Linked DNA regions of Homo sapiens: region 2 is linked to region 1. Evidence: chromatin loops called from intact Hi-C (ENCODE). Cell type or tissue: heart right ventricle. All regions are shown on one strand. Links, peaks and the distances in the headings refer to the core of each region. The heading gives the core; the rest is flanking DNA. Region 1 holds the start of PLA2G15 (phospholipase A2 group XV). Region 2 holds the start of LOC105371321 (a long non-coding RNA gene).

The links. Hi-C counts contacts between places; a loop is a spot of excess contacts. Peaks named below come from ENCODE experiments on the same cell type or tissue, not always from the same donor. Only the 100,000 strongest peaks of a DNase experiment are listed, where the experiment ranks them.
Region 2: a loop joins it to region 1, with 4 times the contacts of the local background. A loop is called at or near these places in 19 of 110 quality-filtered maps.

What each region holds. Positions count from the first base shown.
Region 1 is chr16:68,244,693-68,260,165 of GRCh38, reverse strand. It overlaps PLA2G15 (phospholipase A2 group XV), which reads right to left and starts at 14,793. Exons shown (of 6, transcript NM_012320.4): 1 at 14,613-14,793; 2 at 10,720-10,876; 3 at 5,129-5,247; 4 at 4,786-4,884; 5 at 4,176-4,400; 6 at 1-1,020. The coding sequence starts at 14,739. The coding sequence ends at 509. RefSeq lists enhancers at 13,827-14,327, 15,449-15,473 and a silencer at 14,744-14,973. In heart right ventricle, for the core only: no CTCF peak of the experiment used is centred there; a DNase peak (open chromatin) is centred at 8,121; H3K27ac peaks cover 8,000 bases.
Region 2 is chr16:68,502,989-68,518,461 of GRCh38, reverse strand. It overlaps LOC105371321 (a long non-coding RNA gene), which reads left to right and starts at 2,445. Exons shown (of 4, transcript XR_933693.3): 1 at 2,445-2,820; 2 at 3,535-3,724; 3 at 5,744-6,104; 4 at 6,323-6,353. RefSeq lists an enhancer at 9,937-10,437. In heart right ventricle, for the core only: a CTCF peak has its summit at 8,103 (motif pointing right); a DNase peak (open chromatin) is centred at 8,121; H3K4me3 peaks cover 721 bases; H3K27me3 peaks cover 2,779 bases.

The DNA.
Region 1 (15,473 bases), core at 3,421-11,420:
AGCTCTAGCTACCCATGACCAGTGGCAGGCCTATCTGTGGCTGGTGTGTGGGAAGGGTCACCCGAGGGGCCAGGAGCCGATCCCTGGGACCTCTGGGTACAGGACCACAGCCCAGTAACATCCCTCATAGGAAGGCTGCGGGGCCAGGGCCCAGTAGGCAAGTATGAAAAGCCCACAGGAATAGGGGGGACACATGGCCCCAGGCAGGGACTGGGACCAGGGCCCAGCCAGTCCACCCTGTGGAGCCAGTCCTAAGGTCACAGCAGTTCCACCATCAGCAGCATTCTTGCCATCCAGTGTCCCTTGAGTCTAGACTCTCATTTCTTCCTTCTTCACTGCCACAGAGAAAGGATAACAAACAGCACTTCCCCATGGCAGATGCTTCACAGTCCAAGACTCGGGGCCTTGAATGGTGAGTCACAAACTTTGCAAAACGCGTGGGCCATGACAGCCCCAGAGGCCAACAGCAGGTCCACGGCCGAGCCACAGGAGTCCTGTGGCACAGGAGTCAGGGCCCAAGGAGCACACGTTTCAGATAGGCCAGGGTGGTGGCGTTGGCCAGCATCTCGATGTGCTCGCTGCCTGGCAGCTCCTGCAGCAACACTTGGTGCTCCTGGCGGCTCTGCCAGGCCTGGCACTGCAGGGCACTCTTCAAGTTCACAGTACCATCGCCGTCACCAAAGCAGATTTTAGGGTCACGGTCAGGGAAGCTCTCATAGTAGAAGGAGTCTGGTGTGGGGACGCCAGTACCATAGAGGCAGTGCAGCTGCACGCCAGGTGGCATCGTGGCTTCCACCAGCCCTTCTGTGTCCTGCCGCATGAGCCAGCCATCTTCAAAGCCGATGTCCTGGAAGAACTTGCGGTAGTCCCGCAGTGTGTAGTTGATTGTGGGTGTCTGCACGAACACCTTCTCAGGTGACCATGTGTAGTTGTAGGGCAGCAGCCAGCTGGTGGAGACAGCTGACCGCTGCTGCTCCCGGATCTTCAGGGGCCCGATGACTGGGATCCGGTTGTTGTCTCCTGCAGGGAGAAGGCTCTGGTCAGTCTGTGCTTAGGAATGCCAGCTGGTTGGGCAGCATGTTCACCACCAGGCCCCTGCCAGACCCCAGCCAGGGGCCCAGTCCACAGTCCCGCATCTCTACCCGGTTATCATCATTGTAATCACTGTGACTCCCATCCCTGCCTTGGCTCTTTTTTTTTCTTTTTGAGACAGGGTCTCACTCTGTTGCCCAGGCTGGAGTATAATGGCATGATCACGGCTCACAGCAGCCTCAACCTCTCAGGCTCAACCAATCCTCCCGCCTCAGCCTTTGGAGTAGCTGGGACTACAGGTATGCGCCACCATGCCTCATGCCTGGCAAATTTTTCCTTTTTTTTTTTTTTGAAGTAGGGTCTCATTCTGTCACCCAGGCTGGAGTGCAGTGGTACAGTCTTGGCTCACTACAACCTCCACCTCCTGGGTTCAAGTGATCCTCCTATGTCAGCCTCCTGCATAGCTGGAACTACAAGCACGTCCCACCACGCCTGGGCTAAAAATGTTTCCACTTTTTATACAGATGGGGTCTTGCTATGTTGCCCAGTTTGCTTGCCTTGGCTTTTATTGTTTCTCTTTATTTTTGCTACATCTGGGAACCACACATCCAAGCTATGTTTTGTTTTTTTTGCTTTCCTCACCAGGGAGTAAGGCGGCACATACCCACAGGGTGATTTATGATGCTTCCTTGCCTGTAAACTCTACCATCCTCCAAGTGCTGATCAGGCCTGTGGGCACTGACCTAGTCTAAAGTGAGTCAGCAGGTTGGCAACTCGGAGATGACATGTTCTGCTTTCCCTTTTATGACACTGAACTGTGTACCAGTTTTTCTTTTCCTAAGCTCAGACCAGCGTTCAGCCAGCCGTGGCCTCATTCCACCCACTTGCATGTGCGCTGACCTGGGCAGCCAGGCGTGCTGGAGACAGGGCACGAGGGGAGGCTGCAGATGGAGGCGGAGTCCCTATACACAGGAATGTGAACAACACAAACACCCGGCAGTCAGGGAGGCCTCCAGGAAGTAAAAGCTGCAACTTGGGAACAGGGGCCTCTGGCCTGTTCAGGATCCATGGTCACCCATCACCCCACCCTGTATCTGAAAGCAGGGAGGCCTCTCAGACTGACTGTAGGGCCTCAGCTCTGCCTGCTGTGGCCTGGCTGGGGGACCCCTGAGGCAAGGAAAGCCCCTAGGGGTGCACGGACTTCCACCTCCCCGCACCACACACCCAGTCCTGGACTGCCAAGGCAGGACAGAACAGCTTCCCAGCCTTTGAAACAAAGCTCTAAGGGGACTCACAGAGAAACTCTGAAAGGGGCCGGGGCTACCTGTCTAAACTCAGGGTATGCCCACATCCGTCCCTCCAGGCCCAGGCTAGACCGAAGTGGTGGCTATAATGAGTCCTCACTAAATCTGAGTGTCTTCCAGCCAACTCAGAGTCACTGGGCCTGACCCAATCACAATGCCAGTAGACCAAGCAGGTCAAGCAGTGGCAGGCACTTGAGCTCATGAGATGCTTGGCACAGCCCTGGCTCATAGCTCCCAAAGTGAGGGTCCATAAGCCTCCCCCAAGTCCTAGCAGAGGGAGGAAAGCTCCCTTCTAGAGGAAGAAGCTCTACTCTACAGCTGCAGCTGGTGAGCTGCAACAGTCATGAAAAGACGGGGGAGGAGCCATAAAAGGGGTGGCTTTCCCAATTGCCAGGCAAGCAGGCCCAGCCAGATCTGCACCTGCTTCCTCCCTGTGTTGCCTACAGAGGCTCCGTGCTGCCCACAGATGGAGGCGCAACTCATAAATAAAAAACTGTAGTCTAGAGGCCAGGTGCAGTGGCTCATCCTTGTAATCCCAGAACTTTGGGAGGTCAAGGTGGGCAGATCATTTGAGGTCAGGAGTTCAAGACCAGCCTGACCAAAATGGTGAAACCCCATCTCTACTAAAAATACAAAAAAATCTGGCCGGGTGCGGTGGTTCATGCTTGTAATCCCAGCACTTTGGGAGGCTGAGGCAGGCAGATCCTCCTGACTTGAGGTCAGGAGTTAGAGACTAGCCCGGCCAACATAGTGAAACCCAGTCTCTACTAAAAATACAAAAATTAGCCGGGTGTGGTGGTACGCGCCTGTAGTCCCAGTTACCCGGGAGGCTGAGGCAGGAGAATCACTTGAACCTGGAAGGTGGAGGTTGCATGAACCAAAATCACGCTACTGCACTCCAACCTGGATGGCAGAGTGAGAAAGACCCTGCCTCCAAAAAAAAAAAAAAAATGCTCTAGCCTTCCTCCTCTGCGGTGAAGGTGGGGATGAAGAAGTAAGGATGGGGTAAGAGGGAGGGATGGCCAGGCACAGTGGCTCACACTTGTAATCCCAGCACTTTGGGAGGCCGAAGCGAGTGGAACATCTGAGGTCAGGAGTTCAAGACCAGCCTGGCCAACATGATGAAACCTCATCTCTACTAAAACACAAAACTTAGCCAGGCATGGTGGCGGGCACCTGTAATCCCAGCTACTCAGGAGGCTGAGGCAGAATCGCTTGAACCCGGGAGGCAGAGGTTGCAGTGAGACAAGATTGCACCACTGCATTCCAGTCTGGGTGACAGAACCAGACTCTGTCTCAAAAAATAAAAATTAAAAAAAAAACAGGGCTGACCCAAGAGAATAGTCATTGTGGAGACCAAAGCAACTCCATTTTGGATACTAATCCACCATGTTGGCTTCTGATTAACCCCAGATCCAGGAAGGCCACTGAGATTTCCACTTTATCTACTGTTTCTTGTGCACGTACTTAACCATAAATCAAAACAGCCTCTGTGTTATCATCCTTCAATGTTCAACACATCGCATCGGAGTCGCCCTTTCCCTACAGAATATAAGCTCTGGGTCTGGGGGCTAATAGTGTGGGGATCCACCATCTTGTCTTGCCCCCACCTGAGACACAGATGTGGCTTCTATTCGTATGTCCCTATTAAATGCTTTTCTCTGAGAAACTAGATTTGTCAGCCTCTTTCTTCTTTGGACTTTTAGGGGTAGATTTGCATAGACCCCACACACCGTGGGACAGACACGAGGCATGCTGGCCCAGGAGGACACTTAGGAAGGGAAGAGAGGGCAGAATTCCTGGCAACAGCCCCCCACGCTGGGCCAGGTAGGGTCTTACCTGAAGCCAGGACGCGCAGGGTCTTGGCCACGCCCCCCCAGGGCGCACCCAGTGACACGAAGGCCCGGATATACTTGTCCTTCCAGGCCTGCGGCTGCCGCTGCAGAAAGTAGAGCGTGTACATGTTGCCCATACTGTGGGCAACCAGCACCACGGGGCCCCCATACAGCTGGTACATCTCCTCGATCATCTCGCGGAGGGCCAGGAAGTAGGGCCCGTTTTCATCTGCAGGCCAGAGCCAGGCAGGGGTCAGGTGGGAAGGGTCCTGGAGCCGGAACCACTGAGCTTTTCTCAGGCCAGACACAAGACGAGAGGGGGAGGGGAGGGTGCTCACATTCAAACAGAGCGGTCTGGGTCCCCCCGCCTTCCATGAAGGGAGGAAGCCTTATATTTCTCCCCAGGGCTCACAGGCCCAGAGGTCCCAGGGTGGGAAATGGAGGACAGGATAAGACTGACCAAAGGTGGTGGCTGTGACCACTAGACTGGATGCCAGAGGCCCAGGGACAGGAGACAGCCAAGGACAAGGGGAGAGCCCAAGGTCTGTGGTGCCCATGATCACCTCACCCCTACCTCCCGAGACGTCAGGGAGGGAATGAGAGTGCCTGCTTACTTGGGGCTCGGCGCCAGTCATAGGGAGCCCCTCGGACATCCTCACCCCGTGTGTAGCCCCAGCCCACAAGGCTCTCCACCATGGTGTGGAAATAGGAACCTGTAGACAGAAATACAGAGGATAAGAAAAGATACAGCTAGTGCCGGCCACCTACACTATGCCCAGCATGGAGACTGTGACAGCTAGCAGGTCCTTGGAAGAATGCTACAGGGCTCTGTGCCCACGCTGATCAGAGACAGCTCACAGGCTGTCCCTACAAACCAGCAGAGTTCCTCCAGCTCCAGCTCCAGTCCGGCAGAAACCCCATCCCAGCTCCCGGAGGCCTTGAGTAAGGGCTACATACCCACGCTGCTTTTGCTGGGGTCCAGGAACTCCAGTGAGAAGGTCTTCCCAAAGCCAGGGACACGTACATCCACACCATCAGGAAACTGGGTGGCCCTGGATGTTTTGTTGTAAACCAGCCTGTTGTGAGAGGATATTGAGCCAGTGACCCGGAGGGGACACTGAGCTTGGTGTGTCCCAACAGTGCATCATGTCCTGAGTCATACTCCCTTCTCATGCCCAGGTTTGGTCAGATGGATAGGAGAGACCGAAAAGTAACAAAGCAGGTTGATAAAGCACAGATCACCTGTAATCCCAGCACTTAGGGAGGCTGAGGTGGGAGGATCACTTGAGGTCAGGAGTTTGAAACCAGCCTGGCCAATATGGTGAAACCCTGTCTCTACTAAAAATACAAAAATTGCCCAGGTGCAGTGGCTCACGCCTGTTAATCCCAGCACTTTGGGAGGCTGAGGCTGGCAGGTCACCTGAGTGAGGAGTTTGAGACCAGCCTGACAAACATGGCGAAACCCCATCTCTACTAAAGATACAAAATCAGCCGGGTGTCGTGGGAGGCGACTGTAATCCCAGCTACTCAGGAGGCTGAGGCAGGAGAATCGCTTGAACCTGTGACACGGAGGTTGTAGTGAGCTGAGATCACACCACTGCACTCCAGCCTGGGCGACAGAGCAAGACTCTGTCTCAAAAAAATAAATAAATAAATAAATAAATAAATAAATAAATAAATAAAAATAAAAAGCACAGATCAGAGTAATTACATCCAAATGAGGACCCCACCAAGGCATACTTACTCCAAATACTGACCCCAGGACCCCTGTCAAAGCAACATTCCCCTCTCCCCCGTGACCCTACTCTAGAATGAGGGTCTTGGACCTGGTTGGGAGAAGGAAGTACCAGTCCTGATTCTGCCGTGAACTTCACACTGGACCCCAAGAGGCAGTCTACCCTCTTTCAGCTTTCCATCGCTCCATCTCCTTGCATCCAGCTCCTGCCAGCCCAACGTATCCCAGGTGAAGGAGGTGGTGAGTGCAGTACACAACAGAACCAGACAGGGGCCGGGTGCAGTGGCTGACACCTGTAGTTCCAACAATTTGCAAGGCCAAGGTGGGAGGAATGCTTGAGGCCAGGAGTTCAAGGCCAGCCTGGGCAATACAGTGAGGCCTTGTTGCTACTAAAAATAAAAAATTAGCCAGGCATGGTGGTGCAGGCCTGTGGTCCCAGCTACTTGGAAGGCTGAGGCAGGAGGATGACTTGCACCTGGGATATTGAGGCTGCAGTGAGCCGTGATCATGCCACTGCACACCAGCCTGGGCAGCAAAGTAAGACCCTGTCTCAAAAAAAAAAAAAAAACAAAACAAAACACACTAGGCCAGGCACAGGGGCTCACGCCTATAATCTCAGCACTTTGGAAGGCTGAGGCACGTGGATCACTTGAGGTTAGGAGTTCGAGACCAGCCTGGCCAACAGGGTGAAACCCCATCTCTACTAAAAACACAAAAATTAACCAGGCATGGTGACGTGTACCTGTAATCCCAGTTATCCGGAGTCTGAGGCAGGAGAAGTGCTTGAGCCTGGGAGGCAGAGGTGTAGTGAGCCGAGATTGCGCCACTGCACTCCAGCCTGGGCAATAAGAGCGAAACTCTGTCTCAAAAAAACAAACAAACAAACAAAAACAAACCCTAGAAAGGCACCATGCCTCAGGGCTGCTGTATGGGTGGGTAGGCAGGTAGGAGAAGGAGCAAGGCCCAGAGAAATGATGGGAGCTGGTGGGGAGAGACAGGAGGAAGGCCTTGTGTGGCCCCAGGTAGGTATAATTGGGTCCCGCTTCCTCTGCGCATTGGACACAGCAGCCAGCCAACCTCCAAACACATCCTCCATGGAGGAAGGGAATGAACCATGCTCCTATGACCTCCCAGTACCCCAGGGCTGTATCAACTGTCAGACTGCAGCCACAAGGCTCAGGGCTTGCCCAGCAAATTCCTAAGCGCCATGACATAGGACATGGACCACCAGCTACTGACTTAAGATCCCTAACAGCCCTTTCTTACTTTTCTTTCTTCTTCTTTTTTGAGACAGGGTCTCACTCTGTTGCCCAGGCTGCAGCACAGTGAGGAGATCATAGCTCACTGTAGCCATAACCTCCTGGGCTCAAGTGATCCTCTTACCTCACCCTCCTGAACAGCTAGGCAGGCACCACCAGGTCTGGCTAATTTATTTATTTATTTGTTTATTTATTTTGTAGGGACAGGGCCACACTATGTGCTCATGCTGGTCTCAAACTCCTGGGCTCAAGCGATCCTCCTGCCTTAGCCTCCCAAAGTGCTGGGATTATAGGTGTGAGCCACTGCACCCAGCCTATTAGTTTTCTAGAACTGTGTAATAAATTACCACAGACTCAGCAGCTTCTAACACCACACACGTGATCTCATAGTTTCTGTAGCTGCAGTGCCAAACAGAACCAGACAGGACAGACCCCGCCTCAGGGCTCAGTACACAGCTGCTGCACCATCTCCTGTGGGAAGAGGGTTGTCAAGGCCTGAAGAAATGATGGGAACAGGGTGATGGGCCAGGGGAGACACCTTATACCAGGAGAAAAGCCTTGTGCCTCTGTGCGAGGCTGGGAACCTTGCTCTGGCCTCGCCACACACTGAAGAAGCAAATGTGCCCCCAAAACACAGGAACCTGGAGTTTCTGGTGGTCCTGAGTCCCACTTGCCCACTTAGATATCAGCCACTGAAGCTGACAGGATCCCCACAACTGACCCAGATAACAGGTCCTGGAGGCCCATTCTCTCCAGGGCAATTTGTAGATTATCCCAATGACCACATAGCAAAGTAGCTTGTTGCTACTAAAAATAAATTATCAAACAGCAAAATGCAGAAAACTGTTCTGGAAAGCCAAAGCAGTTCTGCGCTGGGTGAAAATCTAAACGGGTCAGAGAAGCAGTGAAGGCAGACAGGCCCCTCTTGGTATCAGCTGGCACCTCCAACTGGCAGCACCTGAGGCTGTGTCCCCAGTATAAAAATAGAAATGCACATCAACAGCCCAGAAATAACCCCAGTCACACAACACACAGAGGAGGAAGGAGTCATCAAAATGGGCATCACAAACAGCCGGCAGGCCAGGGCACCTGGAGGAGCAGCTAGCGGGTCTCTGGGAAAAACTTTTTTTTTTTTTTTTTTTTGAGACAGTCTCGCTCTGTCACCCAGGCTAGAGTGCAGTGCCCCCATCTCTGCTCACTGCAACCTCTGCCTCCCAGGTTCAAGTGATTCTCCTGTCTCAGCCTCCCGAGTAGCTGGGATCATGGGCGTGTGCCACCACGCCCGGCTCATTTTTGTATTTTTGTATTTTCTTTTTTTTGAGATGGAGTCTTGTACTGTCACCTGGGCTGGAGTACAATGGCACGATCTCAGCTCACTGCAACTTCCACCACCCAGGTTCAAGCGTTTCTCCTGCCTCAGACTCCTGACTAGCTGGGATTACAGGCGTGAGCCACCATGCCCGGCCTTAATTTTTGCATTTTTAGTAGAGACAGGGTTTCACTGTGTTGGCCGGGCTAGTCTCGAACTCCTGACCTCATGATCTGTCCACCTCAGCCTCCCAAAGTGCTGGGATTACAGGCATGAGCCACCGCACCCGACCAGGAAAAACTTTTAATTTGGGAGACTCCATTCAGCTCAAACATTTATCAGGCGCCAACTGTGTTTCTGGTTCTACTGCTATAAGGATAAAACAGACACACACTCCCTCCCTTCACGGAACTCAGCCTGGGAGGGAACCTCAGCTCAACGCCACACATTCTGGATTTGAATTCTGATTCTACCACTTATTAGCTGAGTGAGCACAGTCAATTTTGTAACCTCATTGAGCCTCCAGATTTCGCAGTTGTAAAGCAGGTTTAAAAACCACCTGTTGGCAAGTAACACTGGTGAAAAAAAAAAAAAGAAAACAGCACCTATTTCAAAACGGGGTTGCTGTAAGACTAACTGAAAGAAAGTATATAAAATGTACAGTGCCTGTGCAATTTGGGCAAACATGCCTGCAGACAAATTCGGGCACATGATGATGTTTAGAGGAAGCAAGCATGGGGCCTGGGAGGAGAGGCAAACCGCTCTGGGGAGTCAAAAGGGACATGTCACAAAGGGACCAGGGTCAGGTTTTTGTTGTTTTGAGACAGGGTCTTGCTCTGCAACCCAGGCTGGGTACAGTGGTCTGCTCACTGCAACCTCTGCTTCCCTGGCTCAAGCAATTCTCCTGCCTCAGCCCCCTAAGTAGCTGGGACTACAGGTGCATGCCACCATGCCCAGCTAATTTTTTTGTATTTTTGGTAGAGATGGGGTTTCACCAAGTTGCCCAGGCTGGTCTTCAACTCCTGAGCTCAGGTGATCTGACTGCCTCAGCCTCCCAAAGTGATGGGATTATAGCAGAGCCACCATGCCTGGCCTAGGGTCATGTTTTAAAGAGTGAATGGGGCTGGGTGTGGTGGCTCACGCCTGTAATCCCAGCACTTTGGGAGGCTGAGGCAGGCGGATCACAAGGTCAGTAGATGGAGACCATCCTGGTTAACACGGTGAAACCCTGTCTCTACTAAAAAATACAAAAAATTAGCCGGGCACTGTGGCGGGCGCCTGTGGTCCCAGCTACTTGGGAGGCTGAGGCAGAAGAATGGCGTGAACCCGGGAGGCGGAGCTTGCAGTGAGCCGAGATAGCGCCACTGCACCCAGCCTGGGCGACAGAGCAAGACTCTGTCTCAAAAAATAAAAGTTAAAAAAAAAAAAAAGAGTTGTGAGCCGAGATCGCGCCATTGCACTCCAGCCTGGGCAATAAGAGCAAAACTCCGTCTCCAAAAAAAAAAAAAAAAAAAAAAGTGAATGGAAGCCATTTATCAGGCAAAGGGTGTAGAAATAGATTCCAGGCCAAAAGAACAGCAGGTACAAAGACATGGCATGTCCCAAGAAGAATAAGCAGCTGGAGAGGTAGGGGAGGCCGAGGCACAGACAAGGAAAGGGGTGGGGGCCATGCCGAGGCTCTGAATAGGGGCTGGGACACAGAAATTTTGTGTAGGCAGGCGTAGTGGCTCATGCCTGTAATCCCAGCACTTTGGGAGTCCAAGGTGGGCAGAACACTTGAGCTCAGGAGTTCAAGACCAGCATGGCCAACATGGTGAAACACCATCTCCACTAAAAATACAAAAAATTAGCCAGGCATGGTGGCGGGCACCTGTAATCCCAGCTACTTGGGAGGCTGAGGCACAAGAATCGCTTGAACCTGGGAGACGGAGGTTGCAGTGAGCTGAGATGGCGCCAGCCTGAGTGACACAGCAAGACTCCATCCCAAAATAAAAGAAAAAAAAAATTGTGTGTAGGCATGAGAGGCCAGGACTGGAGAGTAGAGGAACAAGGGCAGCAGGAAGGGAAAGTTAGTTCTGCCTGGGAGTGCAGAGGTGGTGCCAACCAGACCAGACCAGACCAGACCGAGGACCTGGGGAAGGAGAGAGGTCAGTGACCTCGAGATGAGGATAGAAGGAACAGACTCTGGAGGCCTCTCAGGCACTGTTGGTGAGCAGCACCCCCCTCTGTGTGCCCCAGCCCCCACCTGATATTGTCAATCCAGCAGTCAATGATGACAGGCAGCAGCAGTTCCAGGTTCAGCCAGATTGTGAAGTAGCTTTCGGTCTTCTTGGAGCAGAGGTAGTGCACCACTGTCGGCTTGTCCAGCTTGGCTTCCAGTTGGTTACCCAAATCACCAGGGACTGCAGGGGGCACAGGACATGTGTGAGCCCTCAGCCCGGCAGGTTCAAGACTCCCAAGAACTTTGATGTCTGCAGCAGACCCCCTGAAGAGCCACAGATAATATGGCAGACCTGTGCAGTTCCACATCTCAAATTAAAGCACAGTGCTGGTGGCAGGAAATTCAGAGAGCAGGGACCTTGACCCAAAGGCCAGGGAACCATCTTTGTGCAGAAAAGCTGCTACTGCTGTGTGGTGCAGAGATGCCTGTGGGGGGCTTGGGAGAGGCCTGACATGTTTGGGGAAGGGCCCTAACATTGTCTCCAACTCCAGATAAAGTAAGTCTCCTGGATTTTCACTGGAACATCCTCCTGGGCCATTCAGATTATTGGAAGGGGGTTCAGGGTGAAGTCACTCCCCACACTAGGCCTCAGTTTCCGTATCTGTTAAATGAGATCTTGGTCTGAATCACCCCCAGCAAACACAGACACACCTCTACACATGGTTTCTATGGTTAATGGACCCCGATGGGAGCTCTGCCTGGGAGGAGGGGCTTGGAGACCCCTTTGCATTCCAGAACCTCCAAAGTTTGGCCAAGGCCCTTGTCATTAGATATATACCTTCGAGGCAGGGCGCAGGGGCTCATGCCTGTAATCCCAGCACTTTGGGAGGCCGAGGTGAGTGGATCACTTGCGGTCAGGAGTTCAAGACCAGCTTGGCCAATATGGTGAAAGCCCATCTCTACTAAAAATACAAAAAATTACCTTGGTGTGGTGGCACACACCTGTAATCCCAGCTACTCAGGAGCCTAAGACAGGAGAATTGCTTGAACCCGGGAGGCAGAGGTTGCAGTGAGCCAAAATCGTGCCATTGCCCTCCAGCCTGGGTGACAGAGCAAGACCCGGTCTCAAAAAAAAAAAAAGATATATACCCTGGAGGCTTGAACCCAAAAGTCTTCCACCCATAGCTATCCCAGGCTACATAGAAGACAGGGTCCTGTTCGCCCTGAGAGAGGAAGAAGGAAACAGAACAGAGCCCTGGGCCACTCAGCTAAAATTCAACCAGACAAAGTATGCAGGACAGGCTGGTGGGAGGGAAATGAACAGAAACACAGCTGAGAGAAGCTTACATTGGCACCCGCCAGCCTACCAAGGGCCCAGGCCTTACTAAAGGCCAGAGTCCAGTAAGGTGCCAGAGAGCAGATCATCTGGAGGGCCCTAGCATGGCTGGGAGCCCGTATTGGAAACAGCCACCCTGAACCAGCACCATTATCACCACAGTCCAGGCCCTAGGGTGACTTCTCTCCATCCCAGCCATCCTATTCAGTGTACTCAGAACTCTGGGGCCCTGGTGACACCCAAATCCCTCCCCACTGCGTCAAAGCCCTTCACAGTCTCGTTACTCCCATTGACCTTTCGGGCCTCACCTGCCCCCACATGCCATGCTCTCGCCACTTCCCAAACACATCCCCGTTTAGGGTCCATGATCATTGAGTGAAAAACCAGCACTTGGCTCTCCTGGACATTCACTGGGAACTGACCGTAAATCCACCCTGAACAGGGCGTGCCCTCCCTGGGCACCATCCCAGTGTCTTCAGGGTGCCATGAGAGGCAGGGGCGGCACATGCCTTCACCTCCCTTCATGGTATGGGTGCAGAGGGAGGGAGTCCCTGTCATGACAGCCTCTGGATGACATGCCTGTGGACTGGGCAGGGCAGGGCAGAGACCCTGGTCACTGTCTCTACCAAAGGGGAAATGGTAAAAGAGGAAGTCACCAGATCTGCTTTGCTCAGATGCTCCTTACCCTGGTCAGGCTGTGTGGCCCCTAAAAATAGCAGTGGCCACTTCCTGAGCCCATCTGCGCCTGGAACTAGGAAAAGAGCCATCCACATGCCTTTCACCTCAAGTAACACTGGGAGGGGACAGCCTTACTATTTCCACTTAACAGATGGGGAGACTGAGGCTGCAAGAGGTGGAAATGGCCTTGCCTATGGTCCCTTCCCCTTGCCCAGGGTCTTCTGTATCACATCGCTGGTCTCTCTTTCCTCCACCACCATTTCAGGATCCACCCCTAGAGGATTCTGATCTTCTGACAGTCAAGGTCAGATCCCTGCTCTGTGCCCAGGAGCTGCTTATCCAACTGCCCACCGTGAGGTCTCCCAGGGCTAAGGCCAGCAGCCTCACTCCCTGAGAAGCTGGGCATGTTAGGACTCCTGCTGCTCTGTGATTCTGGGTGGGGTCTGAGGCTCTTCTGCTGTGACCAAGGATAAACAGACTGACTGAATTGATGAGTGCGGTTAGCATCAATCCAGGCAAAATGGCTATGTGCCATTTTGTGTGCCACAGACCACATGCTTCCTAATGCCACGCCCCTCAGACTTAGAACTCTGCAGGCCAACCCAGGACTCCCTGAGGCCCTCAAGATAAAGTTCAGATGACCCAACCAGTCACAAGTCCTGTGCAGTCCACTCCTCCTGTGACTCGATCCCAGGCAGCCTGAGATGCTCACGTCTCTCCCCGACCCATTACTCTCTCCTGGCCTTAGCTCCAGCTATATACTCCAGGAAGCCTTACTTGACACCCACCCATCCAGGCTGGGTTGGTGGATTCTCTGTGCTTGCCCCACACAGACTTCCTCTCTGGGGATCACTGTTATTCCTATCCTGCAAGCTTTGGGGAGGCAGGGCCAAGTCTGCCCAAATCCCATGGTGAACCTGGGCCTAGTATCCCCCTGGAGCTTTTCCTGGCTGGGAACTCCTGGTGGGGCCTGCCTGGCACCACCCTACCTGCCAACTCTACCCTTCTGTGATTTGCATCGTCCCCATTTAAAGTACTCTCAGCAGAAAGAGCATGGAGATCATGCTGCACTAGACTCCACGTGTAATTCATGCCTCAGATGCCTCTGCTTTCAGGAATCCTGGCTGGCCACGGACACACCAGCTCTGGATGGGAGTGACGGCCTCAATGAGGCACCCAAGGCCCCCCAGACAGAGGTCTCATCCCTGCCCATCCCTGCAAGGAAATACAGTGGCCGTTGTAGAGTTGCCAGGGTTGTGATCAAGGAGCGGGGTGAGCAGGGGAGGTCACCGAGCCTCCACATAGTCTAGTCCAAGCATGTGTGGCAGGGTAAGAGTACAAGCATGTTGCCTGACACAGGTTCATGGCCATTGTCCCAACCCTTTCCCCTGACTTCAGTTGTCTTCAGTTTCCCTTAGGCCTTTTCCCTCAGGCAATGCCACACATCTGATAAGTTGTGGGAGTTGGTGGCCAGCTAGGACAGCAATCCTTTCCCTAAGGAGGTTCCTTTCAGCAATGCCTTCTGGCATATGTGGCATTGGAGGGGTCGAGGGTGACAGCCTCCTAACCAGGCCCAGGTCGATGCAGAAGTCAACTCAGGAGCCACTCTACACACCCCCACCATCCCTCAGGAGTGGGGCTGAAGCACCTGTCTTTCCAGCTTAAAAATGGGATAAGGGGAGGCAAGGCTTGGGAATGATGCGGACAGGTGGAACTATGAATAACCAGATGGTAACTCTCCCACTCACCCCCATTTTCTACCAGGACAGGAGGTGGGGAGCTGACCACACCCGCGCCCAGCATGGCGGGAGGTGAGCCGGCAGATCTAGATCACCTAAGTGACAAGACAGATACCAATACGCTCCCCCATTTCGTGACTGGAACAGAAGCAGACCGGGAAGGCAGCCCCGCCCGCGGCCCGTCCCGCCCGACCGACAGATCCACCACGAGACCCGTGCCTCACCCAGCACCACTGGGGGGTGACGTCCGGCCGGGAGCGCTGGGTCCGCGAGCAGCATTAGCAGCAGCAAGAGGAACAGGAGGCCATCCGGGAGCAGCCCCACACGGTAGGGGCGGAGGTGGAGGCCCATGGTGTACGACGGTCGCCGCAGGTCCGGGATGCAGGTTCAGCTCTCTGGGCTCTCGCCTAGGCGGGGGCGGTGGCGACGCGCTTAACCCCGCCGCCCGCATCCCCCGCATCCCCCCGGCCAATCAGGGCCCGCCTCCCGCAAATGGCTGGCCAATAGGGACTCGCCGCCATATACGCCCCTCCCAGTCGGAGGTCGCCGCCCCGCCCTTGCCCAACCCCCTGCTTCCTGGACCACGCTGAGCGCCGAGCGCATCGATGGATCGAGGTATCGCCTGGCTCCGGGCTGTCAGTCGCCCACCCGGGAACCCAGCTCGCCGCTGCTGTACCCCGCCCAGCCCTGGGTACCCGAAATCCACGCTGCGCAGCTCTCACTTGGCGACCCCCTGACCTGGAGGATCTGGAACGGACAAGACCGGGAGAGGATAAGGGGTGCAGCGCTGGCCGCTGCTGAGCGACCCCGGTTAAAGCAAGAAGAGAGGAAGTGAGTCCCGGACAGTTCTTGGGCCTCAGGTGACCAGGAGCTGACCAGGACCTTTGTGCAGCCCCCACACCAATTCTTAGCACACCCTGCCCCGAGGGCACCTGGGTGCGGCCAGTCAGCCCCTGTAACTCTGCCCCGGGGTTACAGATGCGGGGGGAACCGGGAGAGGCCAGGTCAGCATGTTCAGTTCCCAAGAGAGGGGTTAATCTGTTCGTTTTAGGGGCGCAGAGTGCAGCGTCACCCCGCCAGTCCGG
Region 2 (15,473 bases), core at 4,653-12,652, 260 kb before region 1:
TTGTTGCCCAGGCTGGTCTTTAACTGGCCTCATGTCATCCTGTCACACTGGCCTCCCAAAGTGTTGGGATTACAGATATAAGACACCGCACCTGGCCCCTACATTGCAACTTTCTGTTCATCTGTCGGTCTTCCTAGCTGGCCAGGATTTCCTGTGAGCCGGGGGGAAGCTGAGTTGTATATTTTATTAATCCTCAGCCTTTAATATTCATGCCCTGAATGAATGGGTTAATGAATGAATTAATATAAGTACAGCTTCTTGCAAAAAACAAATAAGAAACACCTCAGTTCACAGGGCTGGCACTCTCTGATTTCCAGTTCTGTCCCCTGCCACTCTCTCAAAGGTATTTGGTCATATGTTATTAAATTAAAGTGAATTAAAATTTGCTTGAAATAACTACAGACTCCCCCGCTCTCCTGGGCCTGCAATGACCAGATTACATCTCCTCCAGGCACAGAAGTTTGACATTTCATTGCAAAGTCATTTTCTTCTCATTTCCTTATGTTGCTAAAATATTCTATTTCTCTTCACTTCCCCTTTGTGTCCCCATTACTCACGTTTAGTTAAATTTATCTGCTGCCATTTAATCATCTGAGATAAGCTTGCTGGTGTGGCTGTTCTTAGGGCACTGCCTCGCCTTCCCAGACCGTCTGTCTCCTCCCAGGCCACTCGGAGAATGGGATCCAGACCCCTCCCCCTGGGGACAGAGTGTCTGGGTTACCTTCAGACCCTGGGTTTCTCCCCAAGGCAACTGACTTCAGGGTCCTCCCTGCCCCCAACCCACCCACCGCCTTCCTCCCCAGCCTCCTCCTCTTCTGTTTTCTGGGGTATGGTTTTCATTCCGCCTCCTGACCTGGCACTTCTGTGGCCCCTTTGGTCACACTGAGCAAGTGGCCTCATAATTCTTCTCTCAGTGGGATCAATGAGTAAATCCTTAAAGGGACAAAATATCTAGCAGAGTAGCCAATGTGGGAATTGTTCAGTGCCTGCTTGGGACACTGCCAGACCCACCACATTCCCAGAGCTGGCTGGGGTACCCTTCTCCTCTCTGGCCTACCCATTCTCACAATGTAACCAGGGGAACATTATTCTCCCTGGAGGTAGTTGGTGGAGATCAGAAAGGCACATTTTGCTGGGCGCCGTGGCTCACGCCTGTAATCCCAGCACTTTGGGAGGCTGAGGCAGGCAGATCACATGAGGTCAGGTGTTCGAGACCAGCCTGGCCAACATGGTGAAACCCCATCTCTACTAAAAATACAAAAATTAGCCAGGCATTGTGGCCGGCGCCTGTAACCCCAGCTACCTAGGAGGCCGAGGCAGGAGAATTGCTTGAACCCAGAGGCAGAGGCTGCAGTGAGCCAAGATCGCGCCACTACACTCCAGCCTGGGCAACAGAGCAAGACTCTGTCTCAAAAAAAAAAAAAAAAAGCCTCCTGGGAAGAACAAAAAGACATTGGCAGAAAGAAACTGAAGGTTACTCCTGGGCCAAGGGGCAAAGAAGGGGTTGTCAGGGGACTTAGCCTAAATTTCAATGAGGGACAAAGGGAAAAGAAACTCCATAGGGTCAGTGTAAAGGACAAAGGGAGACAAATAGAAATTGTTTTATAGTTATATTTTATGAGTCACGTTTGTAGGACTATACATATATTATTTATATGTCATTTAATTTCTTTCTTTAAATAAATGTGCTTTATTTAATTAATTTATTTTTTGAGACAGGGCCTCACTCTGTTGCCCAGGCTGAGTGAAGTGGCACAATCACAGCTCACTGCAACCTCAACCTCCTAGGCTCAAGAGATCTTCCCACCTCAGCCTCCTGAGAAGCTGGGACTACAGGCGGGTGCCACTATGCCCAGCTAATTCGTTTTCTTTCTTTCTTTTTTTTAAGAGATAGGGGTGTCCCTGTGTCACCCAGGCTGGAGTGCAGTGGTGCAATCATAGCTCACTGTAGCCACAAACTCCTGGGCTCAAATGATCCTCCTGCCTTGGCCTCTTGAGTAGATGGGACTATGAGTGTGCAACACCACACCTGGCTAATTTTTTAAAAGGTTTTTTGTAGAGATGGGATCTCACTGTGTTGCCCAGGCTGGTCTTGAACAACTGGTCTCATGTGATCCTCTCACCTCTGCCTCTCAAAGCGTAGGGATTACAGGTGTGAGCCACTTTGCCTGGCCTAAAATGTACTTTATTCTTGTGTCAATTCAAAACGTATGCATCTTTCTAGAACAAGATCCTATCTCCGGTCTACATTCATCGATATTTTCTATGATCTACAATTGCATCTAGGTCAAACAATCTATTATCTTTATTATTTCCCAGTTTATGCTCTTAAACTCTTATTTCGTTTAATTTTCACAACAACCCTGAGAGAGAAGAGCTCTTGTTCTTTGTGTTCTATGTCTCAGGACCAGAAATTAAGAAAGGGGTCCAAGGAGTAAGGGACAAGAGCCAAGGTTGATTGGAAAAGTCAGGCCTGGCATTTGGGGATGTAGGCAGTGGTGGTGCCAACAGGTGGTGTCAAGGGGCTTTAGGAGCGGGTGTCAGCAGCTGCCATGGGCTGAACGTTTATGTCCCTCCACAATTCACCAATGTGATTGTATTAGGAGGTGGGAGTCTTCGGGAGGTAATTAGGTCATAGGGTTGGAGCGTGCTCATGCTGGGGATTAGCGCCCTTATAAAACAGGTTCCAGAGAGCTAGCTCACCCCTTCCACCACATGAGGACACAAGGAGAAGGCGCCATCTGTGAACTGGAAAGCAGACCCTCACTAGACGCCGACTCTGCTGATACCATGATTGTGGACTTCCCAGCCTCCAGAACTGTGAGAAGTCAATTTTTGTTGCATATAAGCTGCCCAGTTTGTGGTTATTTTGTTATAGCAACCAAAACAGACTAAGACAGCAGCCCTCCCTCAGATCTCAGTCACACCTCTATTCTTAATTATAGGCAGTTGCTTAGATGCCCTCTGAGGAGGTTCTGGGTGGGGCCTTTTGATAGATGCCTCTAGGACAGTGGCACCGTGGCAACCGGGACTTCCACAAGGGTGCATGAGGCTCTCTGTCTTTCTCTGTGTGTGTGTGTGTGTGTGTGGTTTTTTGTTTTTTGTTTTTTTTGTTTTTGTTGTTGTTTGTTTGTTTTGTTTTGTTTTTTTGAGGGGGGTCTCGCTCTGTTACCCAGAGGCTGAAGTTGCAGTGGCGCGATCTCACCTCACTGCAACTTCCGCATCCCGGATTCAAGCGATTTTCCTGCCTCAGCCTCCTGAGTAGCTGGGAGTATAGTCACACGCCACTATGCCAGGCTAATCTTTGTACTTTTAGTAGAGACAGGGTTTCGCCATGTTGGCCAGGCTGGTCTCAAACTCCCGACCTCAGGTGATCTACTCACCTTGGTCTCCCAAAGTGCTGGGATTACAGGTGTGTGTGTGTGCCACCACACCCGGCCTTCACTCTCTCTTTCTGAGAAGATTTCTCACTATGTTGCCCAGGCTGGCCTTGAACTCTCGGGCTCAAGTTATTCTCCTGCTTTGGCCTCCTAGGTTAGCTGAGACTACAGGCATACACCACACCCAGCTACTCTGTCTCTTGAAGACCCCCTCGAACACTGGGTCAAGTGTCATGACCAGAACTGATAAACCCAGAGCCTTGTTTGAGTGAGCTCGAGTTTTGCAAGGAGCAAGAACCAAGAATCTGTCTGCAGGGAAGAGGGTACCCAGGGCCAGGAGACAGGTGAGCACTTCCAGGCCCGGTGCCAGGGGGGTGCTACCTGCAACCAGACAGTTCCCAGGAGGCCTGGCAAGGCTCTTACTTCTGGCTCCCTCCCAGAGATTCCTCTGGGTCTCTGCAGGGACACCATTCCCTTTGTAAACTTGGCTGTGGGTGGTTCTGGTTTCACATCAACACATCCCTAAGCAAGATAGAAATTCTAAAAACCTAGATTTCTTGAAAAATTTAAAATTTCTTGTATGAACTGGATTCTTCCTTTCTTAATGCCACTTACTTATGGGTACTGTATCTTCAAGAATGCAACAGGCCCCCAAGAAGACCATAGGTCCTGGCTTGTATCCCCAGCCTCCTTTCTGCCATTTCGTTCCCTTGGAATAGATGGATGAAAATGGGCAGGCCGGCCTGCGAGCACCCACCTAGTGCAGACACATGGCTGTCATTTGCAGTAGGGATGGACTGAAGTCTCACGGGTTTTTCGGAGCCCAGCCACATGTACCTGGAGGTCAGAAGAAACATCTGCCAGAGGCTTAGATGCAGCTGACATTGGCCTATTTCTTTTTTTCTTTTCCTTTTTTTTTTTTTTTTTTTTTTTGAGGCAGAGTCTTGCTTTGTCACCCAGACAGGAGTGCAGTGGCGCAATCTCGGCTCACTGCAACCTCCACCTCCCGGGTTCAATTGATTCTCCTGCCTCAGCCTCCCAAGTAGCTGGGATTATGGACATGCGCCATCATGCCTGGCTAACTTTTGTATTTTTAGTAGAGATGGGGTTTCGCCATGTTGGCTAGGCTGGTCTCAAACTCCTGACCTCAACTGATCCACCTGCCTCAGCCTCCCAAAGTGCTAGGATTACAGGCATGAGCCACCGAGCCCAGCTGACATTGGACTACTTCTGAAGGAAGAGTCTTGCATTTTGCCCTTTAACAAGACTTCACAGGTGATTTAATGTGACTCCAGTAGAGGCCACATCTGGGGTGTCCAATGGGTGTTATTTTTTGAAGCTCCTCTTTCATTTTTTCCAGTGAACGAGTTTCAGCAGGTGTTGAGAAGTCTGAGGCAGCAATGGGTGAGCTGCCATGAGACAGTGTATGTCTGGTGTCTAATTTGATTGACTTGTTTTCGTGTCCATGAGAACTTGGAGCCAGGAATAAAAAGCACAAGCGGCAGAGATGACAGCTCCTTGCCACATGTCCCACCTCTCTCCACTCCAAGGGTTCACTCTATAGCCACAGAGAGATGGGAAAGAAATGTGTCAAAGAATTCATGTCAGACACACATGGAGTGGGAGATTGTTTTTGATTACTTGTTTGTTTGTTTGTTTGTTTGTTTGTTTTTTGTGAGACAGAGTCTTGCTCTGTCTTCCAGGCTGAAGTGCAGTGGTGCAATCTCAGCTCACCACAAGCTCTGCCTCCTGGGTTCAAGAGATTCTCCAGCCTCAGCCTCCCTCGTAGCTGAGATTACAGGTGTGCACCACCACGCCTGACTAATTTTTGTGCTTTTAGTAGAGACATGGTTCCACCTTGAGGGCCAGGCTTGTCTCGAACTCCTGACCTCAGGTGATCCACCCGCCTCAGCCTCCCAAGGTGCTGGGATTACAGACGCCCGGCCTGTTGTTGATTATTTCTGAAAAGCCTCAGAAAAACCTCTTCCCCAAACTAGCCACCATAAGGCAAGATGGTGATTTATTAAGCATGAGTTGGACTGGCTTAGCTCTCCTGGTTGGCTAAAATTGGCCAGAAAAATAAAGTAATTTGTGGTTGTCAGATTCTAAATTAAATGATTCAAATACTACTGTGGCTGATTAAAAGGCTTTATTCAATTTCCTCCTGACCACATGCTCTCCTGTGAGACCAGGAGATACTGTTTCTAGAAGAAATGCACTATTTGGAGCCTGTTGATCTAATCTAATGGATGGTGGTTATTAAATATGGTCTCCCTACTTTTTTCTAAATGAAAGGTGAGACTAAAGAAGGAGGAAGAAATGACTCCCTGTTTGTTTAACTATGAATGATTCTCTCTTGCCAGGTTTCTGGGTAGCAGCCTCTACAGTGAACCAGGGTGGATACCTAAGACATTTTTAAGTACCCTTAAAAGACCTCTAGGCAACCATAACAAAGGTCAACAAATGAAACTCAAGCATGAATAAACAGGAAGAAGAGTCTAGGATTGTAGCCGACCATCTAATGGTGCAGTGCATCACCCACGGTACCCGCTGAAGGGACAGTCTTGTGCCGGCCATCTCAGTGCCCTCCCTTCTTGGCCTTGCTGATTAGACCCCAAGGGAACCAGGACACAAGGCGGCCAATCCAGAGATGTATCATGTGCCCTGGCGGAAGACAGATGAGCTGGCTTAGGAACATGAATGAGGAACTCCAGCAATGAGGAGGTTAGCAGCTGATGCAGGCATTGAAAGGGGGAGAGAAAGAGGTCAGAGAGAGACCACGTGACTCTGGGAGAGCGCTGGAGTAACCAGCTGGCCCCTAGAGTGGGCCTTACTCTGGTCCAGGCTCTGTCTGGACCAGTTTGTTGCACTCATCTTGAAAGCAAGCTCAGCCCTTCTTCTTTTTAAAAAAAATTTTATTTCTTTACTTTTTTTTGAGACAGGGTCTTGCTCTGTCACTCAGGCTGGAGTGCAGTGGCACTAGCAAAGCTCGCTGCAGCCTCAACTTCCTGGGTTCAAGGGATCCTCCCACCTCAGCCTCCCAAGTAGCTGGGACCACAGGCAAGTACCACCATGCTCATCTGATTTTTATTTGCTTATTTTAAAATTTATTTTATTTTTTTCTGAAATAGGGTTTCACTCTGTCACCCAGGCTGGAGTGCAGTGGCACCATCTCCACTCACTGCAACCTCTGCCTCCCAGGCTCAAGCGATTCTCCTGCCTGCCAGGTGAGTAGCTGGGACTTCAGCCGCGCATGACCAGGCCTGGCTAATGTCTGTATTTGTAGTAGAGATGAAGTTTTGCCAAGTTGGCCAGGCTGATCTCAAGCTCCTGGTCTCAAGTGATCCTCCCACTTCGGCCTCCCAAAGTGCTGGGATTACAGGTGTGAGCCACTGCTCCCAGCCTGCAGCCCTTCTTAAGGTGGCCTAAGCAGGACTCAAAGGAGCCCAGCTGACCCCAGGAATCAACAGAAGATTTTCAGCAGGAACCACAGAGCAGTTCACCACCATATAAAACACAGCGGCTTTTGGAGAGTGAGTTGTGTAATCTACAAGGGATATCATGAGGCCAGACCACGGGGCAGGAAATGGCCCTTTGACCAAAGCAAGGAGGAGGATGGCAGTCTCTGGGGAAGAATGGGGCTCACCTCCCTGCGGCCACCTCCCACTAACCTCACCTCTATGCTTCTGTCTCTGGAGGAAAGGATGCCACAGCCTGGCCCTCCTACCCCAGGCCAACAGACAAGGGGGCTCACAGAAGCGAAGCTTGCTTTGAACTCCAAGTACCTCCAAGGTCTGGTAAGACAGCATGACCTTGGACCTTGGAAGGGAGCACAGATGGAAACACACCCAGGCCCTGGCTTGGCCCATCGATAGGTGCAGGATCCCTCATCTGGGATTCCCTTGGTTTATTGAATGAATTTGTTTCCATTTACACTTTGGTTTTAGCCAGTGTATATTTTTCATTATGTTAAGAATTGGTCTCATGTAGTGAATAAGGCCATAGGCCTTGGTGCCAGGCTGTTGGGTGAGTTTCTGGCCCTGCTACTTACTGTGTGGCCGTGACCTAGTCACTTAGCCTCTCAGTGCCTCAGTTTACGCATCTGTAGAATGGGAACAATCTGCCTCTCCCTAGTGTCATTGTTTGTGAGATTAAAGGATCTGTCTGTCCTGTGCCACGGCTTGCAACAGATTCTGCCCATGTCAATATCAGCTTGATGGTTTATTGGACATTTGTGTTTCTTTTCTCTTCTTTTTCTTTTCTTTTCTTTCTTTTATTTTTATTTTTATTTTTATTTTTTCTTGAGACAGAGTTTTGCTATTGTCACCCAGGCTGGAGTGCAATGGCCTGATCTTAGCTCACTGCAACCTCAACCTCCGCCTCCTGGGTTCAAGTGATTCTCCTGCCTCAGCCTCCTGAGTAGCTGGGATTACAGGCGCCCGCCACCACATCCAGCTAATTTGTGTATTTTTAGTAGAGACGGGGTTTCACCATGTTGGCCAGGCTGGTCTCAAACTCCTGACCTTGTGATCTGCCCACCTCAGCTTCCCATAGTGCTGGGATTACAAGCGTGAGCCACCGCGCCCGGCCCTTGTGTTTCATTTCAAATGCTTCTGTCCCGGCCCTTTGACCGTTTTTTTATGGGGGATGTTTTTCCGGTTGACAAGTAGGAGTTCTTAACCGCCAGCGCCCTCCTCCGTCTGCGCTGCGCAGCTGAGGCCCGTACAACCTGCAGGGGGCGCCCGGGGCTCGCGCTGCCTCGACGCGGTGGCCCGTGGGTGTCCGGGCCGGAGAACTCCAGATCCGAGTGCGTCCTCTTGGTCCACGAGCCTCCTCCCTCTCCCTTACCCAAGGACAGTGAGCTGGAGCGCGGGCGGCTGGACGCGTAGCGCAGCCTTCGCAACGGGTCTTTTTTCGTCCCACTTTTTATGGGACCTTGGGCTTCCAAACCGACGTTGGATGGTTTGTCAGCGGATACTTTCACCGCCCACAGCAAACTTGCAGAGCCAAGCGGGCTGTTCTCCGGAGGCTCTCGGAGGACGCCCCCTGCCAGCTGCCGGCATCTGGGGGAGAGGGACAGCATTTGGGGTGGGAAATGAAGTTCTGGTTTTGCACATTTACTGGCCTACACTGGCGTCTCACTGTGACCTAGAAACTGGAGATGGAGGCTAGGGGTGGGAGTTGAGGAGCCAGAGGCTGTGGGGCGGGGGTTCCCACTGGGATCGGTTGGTGGGGTCACCAAGCAACAGCTCCCCATCAGGCAGAGGCCTTAGACGGCAGCATCATGGGCGACGGATGGAGACCATGGGATTCAGGGGCCTGAGAGGGAGGCAATGGGATGGCCACAGAATGCAGCCAGAAATGAAGGGACAAAGAAATCCCTGGGGCTGCAGACCAGTGGCCTCTGTGGTGGCCAAGGGTGAGGGAGACACAGGGCGCTAGGTATGGCAGAGGTGCCACCCTAAAGGCCAAGACTGTACAGGGCTGGACCTGGCAGCACCCGGAGAGGGACCAAGGAAGTTTGTGATCTGGACGATGACATAGGTCGTTCTTACCCATCACAGTTACCCAAGATGAAGGGAGGTCCCTGAGCTGAGAAAAGGGCTGGGCGCCTGCCTGTAATCCCAGTGCTTTGGGGGGCCGAGGTGGGAGGCCAGGAGTTCAAGCCTGCAGTGAGCCATGATCATGCCACTGTACTCCAGCCTGAGTCACAGAGTGAGACTCTGTCTCTAAAAAAAAAAAAAAGAAGAAGAAGAAGAAGAAAAAAAAAACAGACTGGGCGTGGTGGCTCCAGCCTGTAATCCCAACCCTTTGGGAGGCCAAGGCTGGCAGATGGCTTGAGCCCAGGAGTTCAAAACCAGCCTGGGCAACATAGTGAGACTCTGTCTCTACAAAAAATGCAAAAATGAGCCGGGCGCAGTGGTGTGCACCTGTGGGCCCAGCTACTTGAGAAGCTGAGGCGGGAGGATGTTTTGAGCCTGGGAGGCTGAGGTTGCAGTGAGCCAAGATCGCCCATTGCACTCCAGCCTGGGAAAAACTGGGGAGAGAAAAAGTGAGCCAAGCCCCAGAGCAAGGGCTGGGAAGGGAGAACAGCAAGCAGGAGCCTCAAAAACTGGGGCGGTGGGGACGGGGGGTGTGAAGGGGGTGGGATTGTTCAAAGGCACAGGAGCAGTGGTTTCCAGGGATACTGGGGGGTCTGGAGAAGGGACAGCAACTCCCAGGAGATGTGGGGAAGCTGTGGCCAGCAGGGGACAGCTGCAAAGCAGGAGATGGAAGGCTGAGGATGTGTCTGTAACAGATGGCCCCTGCTTTCCAGGGCGTGGAGGACAGCACTTGGGGAGTGGGTGAGAAGACAGGAGACTTCAGTGGGTGGGAGGACAAGATGGGGTGACCAAGAGTGTGAGGGTGGAAGTCTGGACAGGACCCTGGGCTCATCACATGGGCCTCCGGGCAGAACCAGGGCAGCAGAGCCTCCACTCACAGCCTGGACACCAGCCTCTCCTTGGAAGAACCCATCTCCTATTAAGAACCCTGTGGCACAGTGGATCATGCCTGTAATCCCAGCACTTTGGGAGGCCGAGGTGGGCGGATCACCTGAGGTCAGGAGTTGGAGACCAGCCTGGCTAACACGGCAAAACCCCATCTCTACTAAAAATGCAAAAATTAGCCGGGCATTCTGGGCGCCTGTAATCCCAGCTACACGGGAGGCTGAGGCTGGAGAATCACTTGAACCTGGAACCTGGGAGGTGGAGGTTGCAGTGAGCCAAGATCGTGCCATTGCACTCTAGCCTGGTCGACAAGAGCGAAACTCCATCTCAAAAACAAAAAACAAAAAACAAAACCAACAACCCTGCACTATGACGGGTCCTTAAGGAGTGAGTCATGGGCTCTCACTGCACACCAAGGAGCCCCACATGTGAAAATGCTTCTAGAAACATTGAGTGCTTGTAAAGACCTACTGCTGGGCATATTGGCCCTATTAGAGGGAACATTTTATCACACGAAGGCACAGGTAGGTTGTTTCATGGTAATTGCTTTCCTAAACCATAGAGAAAAACGCATCACAAACCCAGCACAGTTAACTAAAGTGGTCACATTCCTCTTCTTTGATTTAAAGCTATTTAGAAATATTAGCAACTGACTTTGCCTCCAGGTTGTCGGTGCTTTTTTTTCTCGACTGTAACTTTTTCTTTTGAATCCCATGAAATATCCTGAGTACACCAGGAGGGAGGAATGAAAATATGTTTGCATTTCCAGCTCTGCAGCCAACTGCTACTCAGACAATACCCTCAATGTGTAACCTGGGAGTTTAATATTCTCAAATATTTATAATTACGCAGAAACAGCCCGAAGAAATGTTCAGCTTCTTCACAGCTGGATAATTATCTACATTCAATGTTCACAACCTCAGAGCTGCTTCTCAGAGTTTGGGGTGCCTCTCTGCCACTTGGGCATGCAGAGTACATGGGTTCTGTGGGCAGATTCCTAACGGGGCATAGAAGTGGCATGGGGAGATCCCATGCCAGCGTGCTCTCTCTCTCTCTCTCAAGAGTCCTGCTCTGTGGTACAGGCTGGAGTGCAGTGGTACAATCATTGCTCACGGTAGCCTCGAACTCCTGGGCTCAAGCAGTCCTCCCACCTCAGCCTCCCGAGTAGCTGGGACCACAGACGCATGCCACCGCACTTGGTTATTATTTTTTAAAATTTCAATAGGTTTTGGGGGAACAGGTAGTGTTTGGTTACAAGGATATGTTCTTTAGCGGTGATTTCTGAGATTTTGATGCACCCATCACCCAAGCAGTCTACACTGTACCCAATGTGTAGTCTTTTATCCCTCACGCCTCTCCCATTTTTTTTTCGGACTAATTAAAAAAAAATTTTTTTTTTCGTAGAGACGAGATCTTACTTTGTTGCCTAGGCTGGTCTTGAACTCCTGGCCTCAAGCAATCCTCCCACCTCAGCCTCCCAAAGTGCTGGGATTACAGGGGGAAGAAAGGCTCAATCATTCCCAGCAAATTCTGTAATGGACCCATGAATAAAGTCCTACATTGAAGAGTCCCTGCGGAAGTGTCTCATGGAGTCCCAGATGCTCCCCACAAAAGGATGCTGTGGTCAAAGCAGCGCTGCCTCTGTCTGCCTTTGGAGAGGCACCATGCATTCTGCTATTCATACATTTTCTCCTTGCCTGGCATCTCTCCTGCTGCTCCCTCTGTTCCACGCATATTTCCAGAAGAATATCAAGAAAACTATTTTTCCTGCATAATTACCCGCCTCCTCTCCACCCACCTCCACACATCTTTTCGGCTTTGACGTGGCAGCTGCTCTGATTTCTTTAAGTGGACTGCATTCTGCATTTACCAGGCAGGTGGAATTCTATGAAGGGAGCCTCCAGCCGAGGCTGGGAGTGAGGGCCCTGGGCATGATCATCCCTCCCTGCACCAGACCTGCGGCTCCCCTGTCTGCATTGAGGTCCTCCTTCCCACAGTCCCTGGGGCACAAAGCTATTGGTTCCTGAATGAGTGTCACCAACCAACTGCCTGGTCCTCCTTCTCCCAAGCCCAGGCTGCCTCAGTCCTGACTCTGTGACCTGAAAGGAAATTCCTCTTTAGTGAGATCAGCTAGCATCTTCTCAGTTGTAGCTTTCAGAACAGTAGACCCAAACTAGCACAAACTAAAGAGAATGGGCTGTCCCATGGAACCAAACAGTCTTGAAGCCCCAGCTGAGGTTCAGGCGGGGCACTGTCGCTGCTGCTCTGGAATTCTTTCCACCTGCCTGCCTTGGGCTATGGGCTTCATCTCCAGGCCAGCCATGCCCAACACAGCAAAGGGTTCAAAGATGTGCCAAACCCTGGTTCACGCTCTGACTGCCTGGAAGAGCCAGCAGTTCCTTCTCCAGGTGGCTTCTACAAATTATCAAGAAAGCATCTTCCCTTGCTGGGTGTGGTGGCTTACACCTATAATCCCAGCATTTTGAGAGGCTGAGGCCGGTGTATCACTTAAGGTCAGGAGTTTGAGACCAGCCTGACCAACATGGCAAAACCCCATCTCTACTAAACATACACAAATTAGCTGGACTTGGTGGCAGGCACCTATAATCCCAGCTGCTTGGGAGGCTGAGGCAGGAGAATTGCTTGGACCTGGGAGGCAGAGGTTGCAGTGAGCCGAGATCATGCCAGTGCACTCCAGCCTGGGCAACAGAGTAAGACTCTGTTTCTAAATAAATAAATAAGAAAGCATCTTCCCAGGTGCCCATCAAAAGTCCTGTGGGTCTTATTGGTCCCAATTGGGTCTGGTGCCCATCCCTTAGCCAACCACTGTGGCCAGGTGGCTGGGACATGCTGATGAATGTCAGTCTATCAAGGCCTGTCCCTGAAGCTGGGAGAGGGTGAGAAGTCCCTGAGCTGTATGGGGGAAGAAAGGACACCCAAATCAAATGTGGAATACTGGACCAACGGAAGTGGGAATGGACAGCAGAAGATCTTGGAAGTGAATGTTCACTTCTCTGTGTAACTTGCAATTGAGTCCCCTCACCTTCTGCCTCTGAGAAGCAAAGACCAACCTCTTTCTTTGTGCACCTCAAGAGGCAGTTTTCTAAGCAGGGTCCTTGCCTGTCTCGTGGACTTGCTGTATCCCCAGCACCAAGGACACCGACTGGCCAATGAGGTGCTCCACCAGGATGAGCGGATGGAAGGAACCCAAGAGAGGAAGAAATAGGCATGCTTGCCTGCAGGTGGCTTTGGGGCTCTGGATAGATAGAGACAGCCCTGGGATCCATGGAACCGTCTGGATGAAGGGCCCAGGACCCAGAGTGACACATGTCTTCTTCCACAGGCCTCACTCTAAGGTGGCCGGGAAGAGAGCTGTTACCAACAGAAGTGTGGATGCCTGTCACTTAAGTGTTTCACTGCACGGGTCTGCGGGAATCATTCAGTAAGATTCTAGAAGCATTCATGGGACATCTATTCATGCCAGGCCCGGGCATGGGCACTGCAGAGCCCACAACAAGTGGACAAAGCACAGCTAGTCTCTGCCCTGCAAGGGCACACCTGGCAAAATCAGGTCCCCACAAAGCCAGGACAAAAACCATGGGAACCCTGTCATCAGAGGTGGGGAGAGCCACCCCACGGCCCCCTCGGCACCTCTGCCAGCCTTTCTCTCAGCAGCCAGAATGAGCCGCCAGGTGCCCTCATATAGCTGTGAGGTGTGCCAGACACTATTCTTTTATACACCTATGATTTGTGACAAGTCGACTCCAACTTGCATAATAGGACACTAAAAGGCTTAGAGGGAATTTTTCCCAAATTGGAGACTCAGAGATGCCCAGATAATCTCTCCTTGGTTGCCGCTAAGTCTTATATCAGTCATGGTGTTCCGTTTCTTTGGTATGTCTGTGATAATATGTAAATTATGAGCTTCCCATTACACCAAGGCTTGGAGGGAAGAGCCTTTCCTGAATTTTCCTTTTGAGGAAGTTGGTGACTTGGAGACAATGTTCTTCTCCCTTGAGGACTCTTCTTAGTAAGTGGAGTAAATTTTTTCTTCACTAAAAAAATCTATTTCTCCAAATTTTTGAAAATTGGTTTAATATTCTGCTTTAACCTCTGTGCCCAATTCCAGAGACACCAACTCCCATCAGGACCAGGCTGTGTTTAGCACCCCATGCAAGCGAACGCCCCAGCAGTGTCTGGGACATTCTGGGGGCCTCACCTGAGTGTCAGACACATCTGCCATTTCTCCAGCCACGAAGCAGCCTCCGCTGCCTGTGACCCTGAGGTGTTGCTCAGGTCAGCATGGTCAGCCTCTCTAGCCACCACCCCTGAGGCCCCTTTCTGGCTTCCAGAAAGGATTCTCTCTGCTTGGGGCCGAGAGATTAGTCCTGACAGGGCTTGTTGGCAGATGTCAGGGCTTTTCAAAATCAGAGCCCCAGAAATGGCTTGCCTTTGGCCACTGTCGTGATCGCCCCTGAGTTGTTGCCACCAACCCCTCCCAGCCAATAGCAGCCAACCCTATTATCTAGTCCCCTGCTCCTTCGGCCTCAACGTGGGCAACTGGGTCCCTACACTGGAACCACCCAGGCAACCCCTCATAGGGTAGCCCAATGGTCTTGCTTTGCCTGGGTCTCAGGGGTTTCCTGGGATGCGAGACTTTTAATGCTAAAACTTTCAATGGGGTAGTTGATTACACATCTCAGAATCCAGAGTTCTCTCAAGCATCTGCAGAGAGAAAAGAAGTCTCTTCCGTTACCAGTATCCTCCTTCTGTTCCCAAGAGTAATCACTTCTAAGACAGTTATCTAAGGAAATTATTTGTTTCTGGGGCAACTGCCCCTCGATCATCAAATAATCTGAGAGGAGTCCACGTCCCGGCATCTGGGGAACCCCACTCTGGGCATCACCCCTCATCAGAGCCAATGTGAAACAGTCCCTGTTAACAGAGCCTACTGCTGGCAGCTCAAGAGGCTGTGAAGTGCCTGGGAAAGACAGGGTGAGGCAGAGCTATTACTGAGCATCTTCTCTATGTCCAGTGCTGTTCTAGAGCCTGCAGGCAAGAGGAGGCTGGTAACCTATGACTCATGCCCTCAGGACTTACAAACCCCAATTCTTGGGAGGAAGCCCTAGTTATTTCCTACTGGGATACCCGGCTTGACTTGAAATCTGAATGTTGGGGTGGATCTTGCAAAGAAAGTTAAAACCTAAATTCCACCTGCCCCTTGAGAAGAAGCAACCTTTGCCCCTCTTCAAGGGAAAGGCTTTCCTGTGAACAACCTCCATTTCTCCACGGAACACTCATTTCCAGAGCCAACTCCTAACCTTATGAAAACACAAGGACATTAATGAATGTCAGTCTATCAAGGCCTGTCCCTGCAGCTGGGGAAGAATGTCTTTGCTTTGCCCCTTACTCCTTGGTTAAAGTTGCCTACAAGCCAAATAAATCCCAGCTCTAGGTCATCAAGCTGGACCCATCAAGGTATAAATGAAGTTTCCAATTCAAGCTTCTCCCTGGGCAGGCTGTGTTGCTAACACACGAGTCGGCTCTGCTTGTTGACACGTTCAGCAGGAAAATGCATGCATCGTGCCACCTACATTCTCGCCCT